Regions from separate parts of the Homo sapiens genome. Here region 2 is linked to region 1. Evidence: read pairs that join two places in POLR2A ChIA-PET (ENCODE). Cell type or tissue: IMR-90. All regions are shown on one strand.

Region 1 (5,000 bases):
TACAGGCATATAACCTGAGGTCAAATCTGTGCTTTAAAGGATGTTTACCACAGCATTGTAAGAAACTGGAAATAACCTAAATGTCCAAGTGTAAGGGTTTGGTTTAATAAATTATGGCACAGCCATACTATAGAATGCTACACGGTCATTTAAAATACTGTCATAAAAGAGTTTATGATGGTGCATTAAAATATTAATGACAGTTTAAGTTTAAAAGGCAGTTTAGATATTTTTTTCACCAAATGGCATATATGTAGAGATACATACCACTGTACAGTATGTCAAATGGACCTAATTTTGTATATTTGTGTAAGAAAAATTTGTGTATGGTAGAAGACACTAAATATAGCCAACAAAATGAAAAATAGGATTATAGGTGTTATTTATGTAACTTTTTCTTTTTTAAATCTTTCTACAATAGAAATATAATTCTTCTAAGAACATTGTCTTTTTAAAAACTCTTCTACCTGCTTTGCTAGAACCTGATTTGGACAATTTGATAAATTTTTTCAGGCACAAGAGAAAGTATACTTAATAAAATAGATTTCTCAGAAATAGCCTACGTGTCAAATTCTATTTCATCCATTTAATGCTTCTAAATCTTTATGCTATAATCTAGCATAAACTTAGGTAAGAACATTTATTTTAATCAGAAAACATGTTAACAATTGTGTTGCCAAGCAATGCGGTAAAGGGCAGGAACTGAAAGATCGTCTATTTCAAGTAATTAAATCACATTTAATATTAAATAATAACCCAAACATAATTGTCTAGTTTATTCCATTGAACAAATTTTATTTTGTGTGCCTACTGTGTGTTAAGCACTGTACTGATGGTTAACTTGACAGAGTCTTCTTTAATGCTTTGGATTTGAGATCAAAGAAAATTCAAGTCTAAGGGGTTAATCTGAACAGTTGTCCCTAAATCTAAAGCCTAGTAGAACAGCAACTCCTCTGATAGAAATTCCTCTGATGCATAAAAAAGACGCTGATGTTTTATGCCTCAGCTGCTATGTCTTATCTGCAAAGCTCTCCTACTCCTGCACATGCAAGACACTCCATCCTCAACCCAAACCTCAACACTGAAATGCAGTGTGCCAAAAATGAAGTCAGTCTGGCACATAATTATAATTCCAAAGGTAAAATAATGCAATGCTTTATTTGAATCAAATTTCAGTGAAAGCAACCCAACTAAAGCCACCTGTTACATGTATAGAACCATCTTTTAGCAGTTCAGCAACAAAAAACTAGAAATATTTATTCTTTATGAAATTGCTCAAAGGTCACTTTTAAAGAGAAGGTTATCTATGGGACAGCTGGCAATAGACTAGCTGTATTTAAAGACTCTACACCTGCATTTTAGAAGGCACCGGTAATTGAGAACATTGTAATGTACTATTACTACACTGGTGGAGAAAATTAATGAAAAATATTACTAGGTGTATAATTCTTAAAAGCATTACATTTGATAATTTAACTGTGAAAACCAAAATCATTTAAATTCTAAAAAATACTATTTGCCTGAACAGTCTGCACACCTTTTCAAAAGGTTCATTAAATAATCCCAGTGTTACAAATAACCTCCTTAACCTCCTGTAACAACAGAATAGATTTTCAACAGCTGTCAAAATAGATTCCAGTATCCATTCTATTCAAGTGTGTTAGAAGAAGATCTTAAAACTGTCAAGGAGTGTCAGAATGTGGGTAACTTAGTAAAAAATGTAACTGAGCTGATTCCGCCAACTACAGAGAAAAGAAGAAAGCTCAAATCAGCTCAAAGAAAAAGATCAATCAAAGGGAGAAGGATAAGGAGATCATATCCAACTACAGGTAATGTCCCAACTCCATGCTCAGATAAAAAGGGTTTTCTCTAATAGAAGACTGCACAACAGAATTCTGAAGAGGCACCATTCATTCCACATAACAGATGAACACCTCCTACAGGCCACCCTGCTGCTTCTCGGGGCACTGCTAATTCAGGACAAGGTTGCCAGACTCAGCAAATACAACTATAGGACCCCTAGTTACATTTGAATTGCAAATACACCATGAATAACTTTCTAGTATATGTGGTATAAGTATGCCCCATTCGCAGTTCAAATTTAGCTGGGGTTCCTGTAATTTCTTTGGCAACCCTACGTGAGGGAGATAAAGCACAGCCCCTTCCTCCTGGAGCCAATGTTCCAGTGCAGGATTTCTTAAAAGGTAAAAAATTTATCTTTTTATCCCGTCTCTACTAAAATACAAAAAATTAGCCAGGCATGGTAGCACACGCCTGTAGCCCCAGCTACTCGGGAGGCTGAGGCAGGGGAATCACTTGAACCCAGGAGGCGGAGGTTGCAGTGGGCCGAGATTGCGCCACTGCACTCCAGCCTGGTGACAAAGAGAGACTCTGTCTCAAAAAAGAAAAAAAACATCTTTTAAGCTATACAAAAGTTAAATTAGCAGCACACTTTACTCTCATAAACTTTTCACCAAGATTGACCAATTCTTAATTTTTGTCACCTTATATATAAACATTTGAGAATAAGCTGCAGTAAGTCCTCATCCCTAAAAGACTTCTGCATGCGTCTCCTAATAAGGACATTTCCTGGTGTGACCAAGGTACAATTATAACAGAAGGAAATGTATAATTGATAACAGCATTATCCCCTAATACATAGACTACATTTAAATTTCACCAATTGTCCCAATACTGCCCTTTAGAGCCATGTTTTTTCCCAATCCAGGATCCAATCCAGAACTTCATGTGGCATTTAGCTATCATATTGCTGTAGATTCCTTCACTCTAGGGCATGCCGTCACCTCACCTAACATGGCAGTGTCAATCCAGTGTGCTAAATGCTGAGCTGGTGATGTGCAGATGCCGTGTGGGAGCTCAGGGGACGACGAGGCATCTTCTTCTTTGTCTTTGAGGCATCTTCTTTGTCCTCGCACAAACATATCTGCTCTGTTCAAGGACTGAATAACAGCTGATGGACGCCATTCGCCAGTTTAACTTGTGAAGTTCAACAAAATACCCAAGCACCTCCTATTTTAACTCTGGGCATCTTTCTCTCTCTCAATGAGAAGGTAGGAAAGTCTTTAAAAATAAAAAATAAAATTAAAAAAAAAACAGCAGCAGCAATTCTTGTCCAAATTATTCCTATCTAAAATGTTGTGAACTAAACATACATATGCCACAATTATTCCCATATAACCCACCAGCAGCTTAATATCAGAATCACACATGAGGCTCAAGTTTGACATTATAGCTCAGAATTTCAATATTTTAACTGTGCTCAGATCATCTGCAAATACCACAATAATCTGCAAAATGTGCTAACACAGCTCATTCTGCCACAAAAAGAAAATGTGAAAATAGGGAGGCTTTGTTAAAATAATAACAACAAAGAACAATGACAAGAAAGCCTTCTCTTTTTCCAACGAACGCTTGTTCAGTGAAAGGTAAAAGTGGAAATAATATTATAGAACAAAAAGCAAAGCATAATTATTTTCTTGTTTAGCTGAGGTATACCAAAAATACTCAAAGGTTTTGCACTGAATGGGTTTAAGTTTAGTAATTTTTATCTAGGTTTACCTCTTTAAAAACAGAATTTTAAAAAATTATCAGAAATTTTTAAATAATCCATACTATCAAAATAGGTATAGAATCCCTGTGGCATGCTTTGAATGGCTGCATGACCACTCATACTGGAATCTTTACAGGCAGGGATACAGAGGTCACAATACAACACTTTATGTGGCTTTCTCCAAAAGAAATTCTTTAGCATGGACACCTGAGTCCTTCATACTTGAAGAGAGTACATTTAATGATCTAATCAATGAAAAGGATGAAAGTGAATACAAACTTAACTTTGACGTTATAGACAGTCCAGCCTGTGGAAATCAGGGCCACAAGGCTTAAAGTCCCAATTGAATTGGATCATCGGATCCAAGCCTTAGTTCAGGCCCAGAGGGGCCTGGTGTTCACCAAGAGAACCATGTGTTTATTTCAGCTCTTGCTAACAGTGCAAAAGCTCTGAAAAAGAAACCATGGTCATCTTTTCCTGAACCTTTTAAAACCCACATTCCTGAATTTGTATCCCATTGTTTCAACTGGTACTTTGAGAATAATGTCGCTCTGCTTTTGTATAATACGATACAGTTTACAAAGTACTTTTACACATCCACAATCCTGGTAATAGCCTTGTGATTTCTGTAGTGGTAACTCCATTTCACAGATGAGGAAACTGAGGCTCAGAGAGCTTAAATAATTTTTACAAGGTAACATACTTTATGTGATGACACCAAGACCCTAACCCAGGTCTTCTGTAAGGGTCTGAGGGGAAACCAGCATCTATTTCCTCTGGCCTTTATCACATGTATCTTGGTAACAGCGTGAGGATTCTCATCTTGACCTGTTTTGTTAATCAATCTGTATGCACTTAGATTTATCTCACAACCTAGATGGTAAACCCCTTGTGGATTACGGATGTCAGTTAAATTTCTTTAAATTCATTCATCCGCTCTTTCAACGAAAACGTTCTGAGATCACCTATGTGCTAGACACACTATTAGGCACTGGAGGATAAAAGTGACTAAGGCACAGGGTAATCAGATAGTGAACAACACCAGTACCTTGAGACTAGTGCTATACAAAGGTATCAGCAGGGCACCAGCAAGCCCTAAGAGACTGGGGAAGACCCTCAGGAAGAGCTGTCGTAGACAAGGAGACTCCTGGTTGGTCCACACCACCATACACATTAACACCCAGTAAGGAACTGTTTAACCAACGAATGAATGAAATTTCTCCCCACAGGTAGTGGGCAGTCATGAAGGACACCCAGTGCTCCACTAGGGTTTAGGGCAACTCCAGAGTAGCCAAGTCAGATTCTGCATAAACCAAGAAGACATTGCTGGAACAGTGATTATAACATGCTTCCTACACTATAACACTCTGCAATTTCAAAATACGAGGGCTAATCACTTTCCAATCCAAACAAACTGTGCTTTATTGTG
Region 2 (5,000 bases), 140 kb before region 1:
AGGTCCCTTCCTCTTAAATAAAAGGAAAGTAAGAATCAACAGATAACTGAGGAATGCTTCTTATTTGAGACAGAGTCCAACACAAACAGAAGAGAAAAAACTCCAAGAAACACAGGCAATATTGGGAGCAGAAGAGAACTCCAAAAATCAAATGTGATATCTTCAGAGACATTAGAAAAGATTTGGCAGCTATGAAACAAGAACAGAATGCAATACAAAAAGGAACCTTAAAAAGACAAAAAAGAACTCTCGGAATTTGAAAATATGATAGCAGAGATCTAAAATTACATAGTATGTTTGAAAGATCAAGTTATATGAATCACCTGGTGAGTAGAACAGAAAGATTAAAAGTAAAACAAAATAGGAGAAGAAACATTAAGGAGATTAGAAGATCAATAGAGAGGAGCTATTATCTAATCTGAAATTCTTTAAAGAGCGAGGAAGAAAATTAATGAGAGGAAATTATTTTGAAAATTCAAGAAAATTTTCTAGAGCTGCAGAAGCAAATATTTTAGACTAGGAAAGCTAGACTGAGGGTAACTAACACAGATGGGAGTAGGAGAATAGAAGGATGTCTTCAAGAAAAAGACTGTATGTAAACCCAGAGAGGACTTTCACAACCGCTTATGGGTGGCACTTAGTACTCCTTTTTAAGTTGATGAAATCAAGGCCAAGAGAGGTTAAGCTATTTCTCCAAGGTCACACAGGTAGTAATCAGTGGAACTGGGACTCAAACCCAGGTCAGTCTCACGCCACCATGTGTGCTCTGAACCACAGCTTGATATTGCCCAAGACCGTTCTGGACTTTGATTCTGCCATTCAGTATACTAGCAACCCTGCCAGATCTGTGCCATGAACACATGTTCTGGAATGAAACAGTGTGTCACAAAGAAGGGAATGTTGAGAAATAAGGGGTCATTTGTCCTAATTCTCCCTTCAATCCTAGAAACCAGGCCGCCTCCATTGCTAGATTTGGGAGTTGTGGATCAGAGCTGGAACAATTTGGGAAAGTCAGACTCAACTTTGAATGATAGGACTTGAAGAAAAGCAAACTTCTCCAGCACCAAAGGAAGCCTTCAAGTCTACTCTGTCACGGGCTTAGGGCTGTGATTCCCAATGGGACCCTCATGACCGTCATGGACCCATTTTAGACTTGGCAGTGGGGTCTACACAATTGTGTAGACTTGGCAGTGGGGTTCTTTAAGTTGAAGATAAATCTGGGTGTCAAGCAGGTTGCCTTTCCTCTAGAGTTCTGATAGCCCAGCCAAAGCCCCATTCAAATCCTTGTCAGTCTGGAGGATTCCAAAAGGCTGAGTCTAAGCTGGCTGTTCTACAAGAAGGAAGGGGAATGGGGAAAGGCGTTCCTTTGAACCCTTCTTTCCCAAAGTCAGGATTCTTTTTTTTCTTTTTTTTTTTTTGAGATGGAGTTTCGCTCTGTCACCCAGGCTAGAGTGCAATGGTATGATCTCAGCTTACTGCAACCTCTGCCTCCTGGGTTCAAGCGATTCTCCTGCTTCAGCCTTCCAAGTAGCTGGGATTACAGGTGCCCGCCACACGCCCAGCTGATTTTTGTAGTTTTAGTACAGATGGGGTTTCACCATGTTGGCCAGGCTGGTCTCAAACCCCTGAACTCAGGTGATCTGCCTGCCTTGGCCTCCCAAAGTGCTGGGATTACAGGCGTAAGCTACTGTGCCTGGCCCAAAGTCAGGATTCTTAAGGGAACTCTCCAGGACATGCTTCGTTTCTCTCAGTCTGTGTCATTTAGGGTGGCAGAATGGTCTCACAGGGTTAACATCTCTGGAAGTAAACCATTTACCCAATATGATGTAGTGGAGTTAGAAAAAACAACAACAACAACAACAACAAAAAACCCAAAAAAACTAGCCTGCAGGCAAAAGCAATCTGGGTCAAAGAGTTTCAGCAGGCCTTTTACTAAGAGTCACACTATTTTGAGAGTACAGCTCTTGAGTGTATAAAGCTTCTTGCTCCTAAGCCATTGCTGGGGCAGCCAAAAACACAAAGCCCTGGTTAAGGAGAGGAACATATCCTTTCTTTCTTGGCCACTTTGTGGCTATTCTTCCAGTAGTGAAGCCTCAAGAAGTAAACATGAAATCTTTCCTTGCTCTGTTCTTTAAGAAAAAGCATTCATTCCTTGTGTTGACCTTTCTAAAAAGTTTGTTTATGCAACTGCAAAAGAGTGGAAGGCAGCTCACACGCAGACATGCAGACGTGAATGGAGAGATGGTCACGAGTGTGACCCCAGCTCTATCCCAGTTGAGTGCTTAAAGAGCTTTTCTCTGGGCAACTGCTTCTCTAGCACCCCATAATTAGCCTGGTCTCTGAATTGCATATAGATTGAGTGGCTGGGGGAAGAGGAGCAAGAGAATAGCTCTAGAAGCAAATAAAAATTATGCAGCTGTCTCTAGCAAGAAAAAGAGAGAATCACCAACAGAAAATTGGGAAAGAACTGTGACCATACACAGCTTTAAATTCTCTTTCACAAATCTCATAGATTGAGCAAAAAAAAAAAAAAAAACCTTCAAGCAACATATTTGCTTGCAAGACATCTCCTTTTTCTGAGTATTGACAATACTCATTCCTGAACAACAGCGAGGTCTGCAAAGATGCTTACCTTGAATTTAGGATCTGTAGTTCAGATCCACTTTCAGGGACTGCCTAGCCTCAATCACGTTGTCAGTCTCATACCCAAAGTAGAGACACTCTTGGGCATCAAGGACTCTCAGACTTTGAACTTTAGCCACAATATTTTGAGATTCCAGGTGAATTTAGAGCTACATTGCCAAAAGTAAACAAATCTATAAATGTGGTCATTTTTACCCAGAGATGTCATTATGGACTTTTAGATTAATACTTGGATGTAACATTGTGTTGGGGTATTAACATTATGCTGCTAAATCTAGCAGAATGAATAACAACATCATAGGCATGAAAAAAATTTCTTTCTTTTTTTTTTTTTTTTGAGACAGGGTCTTGCTCTGTAGTCCAGGCTGGAGTGCAGTGGTGCAATCATAGCTCACTGCAGCTCAAATTCCTGGGCTCAAGCGATCCTTCTGCCTCAGCCTCCCAAGGAGCTGGGACCACAGGTGTAAGCCATCACACCTGGCTAATTTTTTATTTTTTTGTAGAGATAGGGGTCTAGCTATGTTGCCCAGGCTGGTCTTGAACTCCTGCACTCAGGCAATCCTCCCCGCTCGGCCTCCCAAAATGTTGGGATGACAGGTGTGGGCCATTGCCAAAATAATTTCTTGAATAATGATGAACATATGTGAACAACACCCTTTCTCACAATGTAGCTCCCTAAGGCCTCATGACTACACCCAAATTCTCCCAACTTTGCAAGCATGCTGCAGTCTTGAGCATTCTCCCAACACATGCATTGGATGCAGACCCAGGGCAATATTCTGGCCAAATCATCATGTCAATGTCTCTCCTCAGCAAGTTCTCTAACTCCTGATGTATCTGGGAAGCCTACATCCTCTGCATTTAGAAGCACCACTGAGAGGGGCATTGTAGCTGCCACCTGCCCTGCCCCGCAACTTCATATAAATGTGACTTGTTAAAAACAACACAAGCCACTTAAATAATCCAAACATACAATCAGAGAAGAAGAAAAAAACATGAATACTTAATACTTAAATAATCCCAACATACAATCAGAGAAGACTGTTAGACACATTGCCAAAAAAATCATCTACAGAAATCTTTTCAGTATTTGTTTTCAATACTTTATATTCACTTTGTTAGAGACCCTCAGGAACTGAGGACCTTACCCCCATTTAAGAGTTCCGGCAAATGAAGACTAACGAGCAACTAAGAAAATTCATATCCTGAATCATAGTTTTACTCAATGGGAAAATAATTTGATTTAAAAAAAGGTTGCTTCAACAACTTTTTGGAAATATACCCACTGTGTAAAATGAGACACCTCTGTAATATGTGTTTTGTCTCCTATGTTTCACCTGGGTACTAACAAGAGATACAGAGAGTATATTCAATTTCTTAATACTATGTACCCTCTCGTCAGCCCTTGTCTTCTGAGAAAGTTTAATTTCTAGGCTCTGTAGGACAGTGTTGGGTGCTCTACCTATCGATCGAGGCCTCTCAAGAACCTGGAGCTGAGGAATACATGTCTGACTTTGTTTTGACTTGGGTATAGCAAAAGTTGTTTGTTTTTTAACCGAAAATGGGTAGTTTTTGAGACAGGGCAAAAGCTGAGTGTCCCTGCTTCCACTGTGAAAATATTTGACTTATTGGTACTTGAATAAGACCAGTAACATGCTAAATATTTATCAGATCTCTTAAAACAAAGAGCCTTCGAATAGTCCACTTTTCTTCCAAAAGAATCTGTCTTGATGAAACCACAATCATCAAGCAAGAATGGCTTTCAAGTGGCCTGTGATTCAGGTGCCAAGCAACAGAACTTGGTGATCCTCTGATTTTTTTTTCTTTAGAATCCACATTTATAACTGTAGCATGCTCCTGAAGTTTCATCATCACCATGACCTTAAACCAGTATTATTTTTGCCAATTTTCTTTTCTTTCTATATGGCAGAGACTAAGGAACTCATGATACTGTGTTTCCTATTAATAAACTCTAATACGTTTCTAAATTATCAGATCACCCCTTATTTAGCATTATTATTCCAGGCTGAATCATTTTGCTTTTTATTTTAGGCTATCTTCTTTTTCCCCTCTTTCTTCACTAATATCCTCATGTATTTCTCATTTTATATATTTTTAATAGGTAATACATGACATTAATATGGTGCTTACTTCAAAGAGCAGGATGATAAATAATTCCCCCACCCTGTCCACCAGACTTCCCTTCACACTCCAGGTAGCAGTTACTGATTTTTTCACATTCTTTTTTAAAATTAGGGGGACCAAAACCGTATTAGATTTTTCACGTAGTATGTAGTTAATGCTGAATACAGCAGGAGGCTCTCTTCCTGGCTTTGTCACATCCCACTTCTCCTAGA

The links. ChIA-PET counts read pairs that join two places held together with the same protein. Peaks named below come from ENCODE experiments on the same cell type or tissue, not always from the same donor. Only the 100,000 strongest peaks of a DNase experiment are listed, where the experiment ranks them.
Region 2: POLR2A ChIA-PET joins it to region 1 with 9 read pairs; 5 of 35 experiments call an interaction of 5 or more read pairs at or near these places.

The regions. Positions count from the first base shown.
Region 1 is chr14:54,580,361-54,585,360 of GRCh38, reverse strand. All of the region lies in intron 2 of SAMD4A (sterile alpha motif domain containing 4A), which reads right to left. Among named protein-coding and RNA genes, the nearest start is that of SAMD4A, 16 kb to the right of the region's middle. In IMR-90, no CTCF peak of the experiment used is centred here; no DNase peak of the experiment used is centred here.
Region 2 is chr14:54,715,421-54,720,420 of GRCh38, reverse strand. All of the region lies in intron 3 of SAMD4A (sterile alpha motif domain containing 4A), which reads right to left. Among named protein-coding and RNA genes, the nearest start is that of SAMD4A-AS1, 30 kb to the right of the region's middle. In IMR-90, a CTCF peak has its summit at 4,956; a DNase peak (open chromatin) is centred at 2,210; H3K27ac peaks cover 1,798 bases.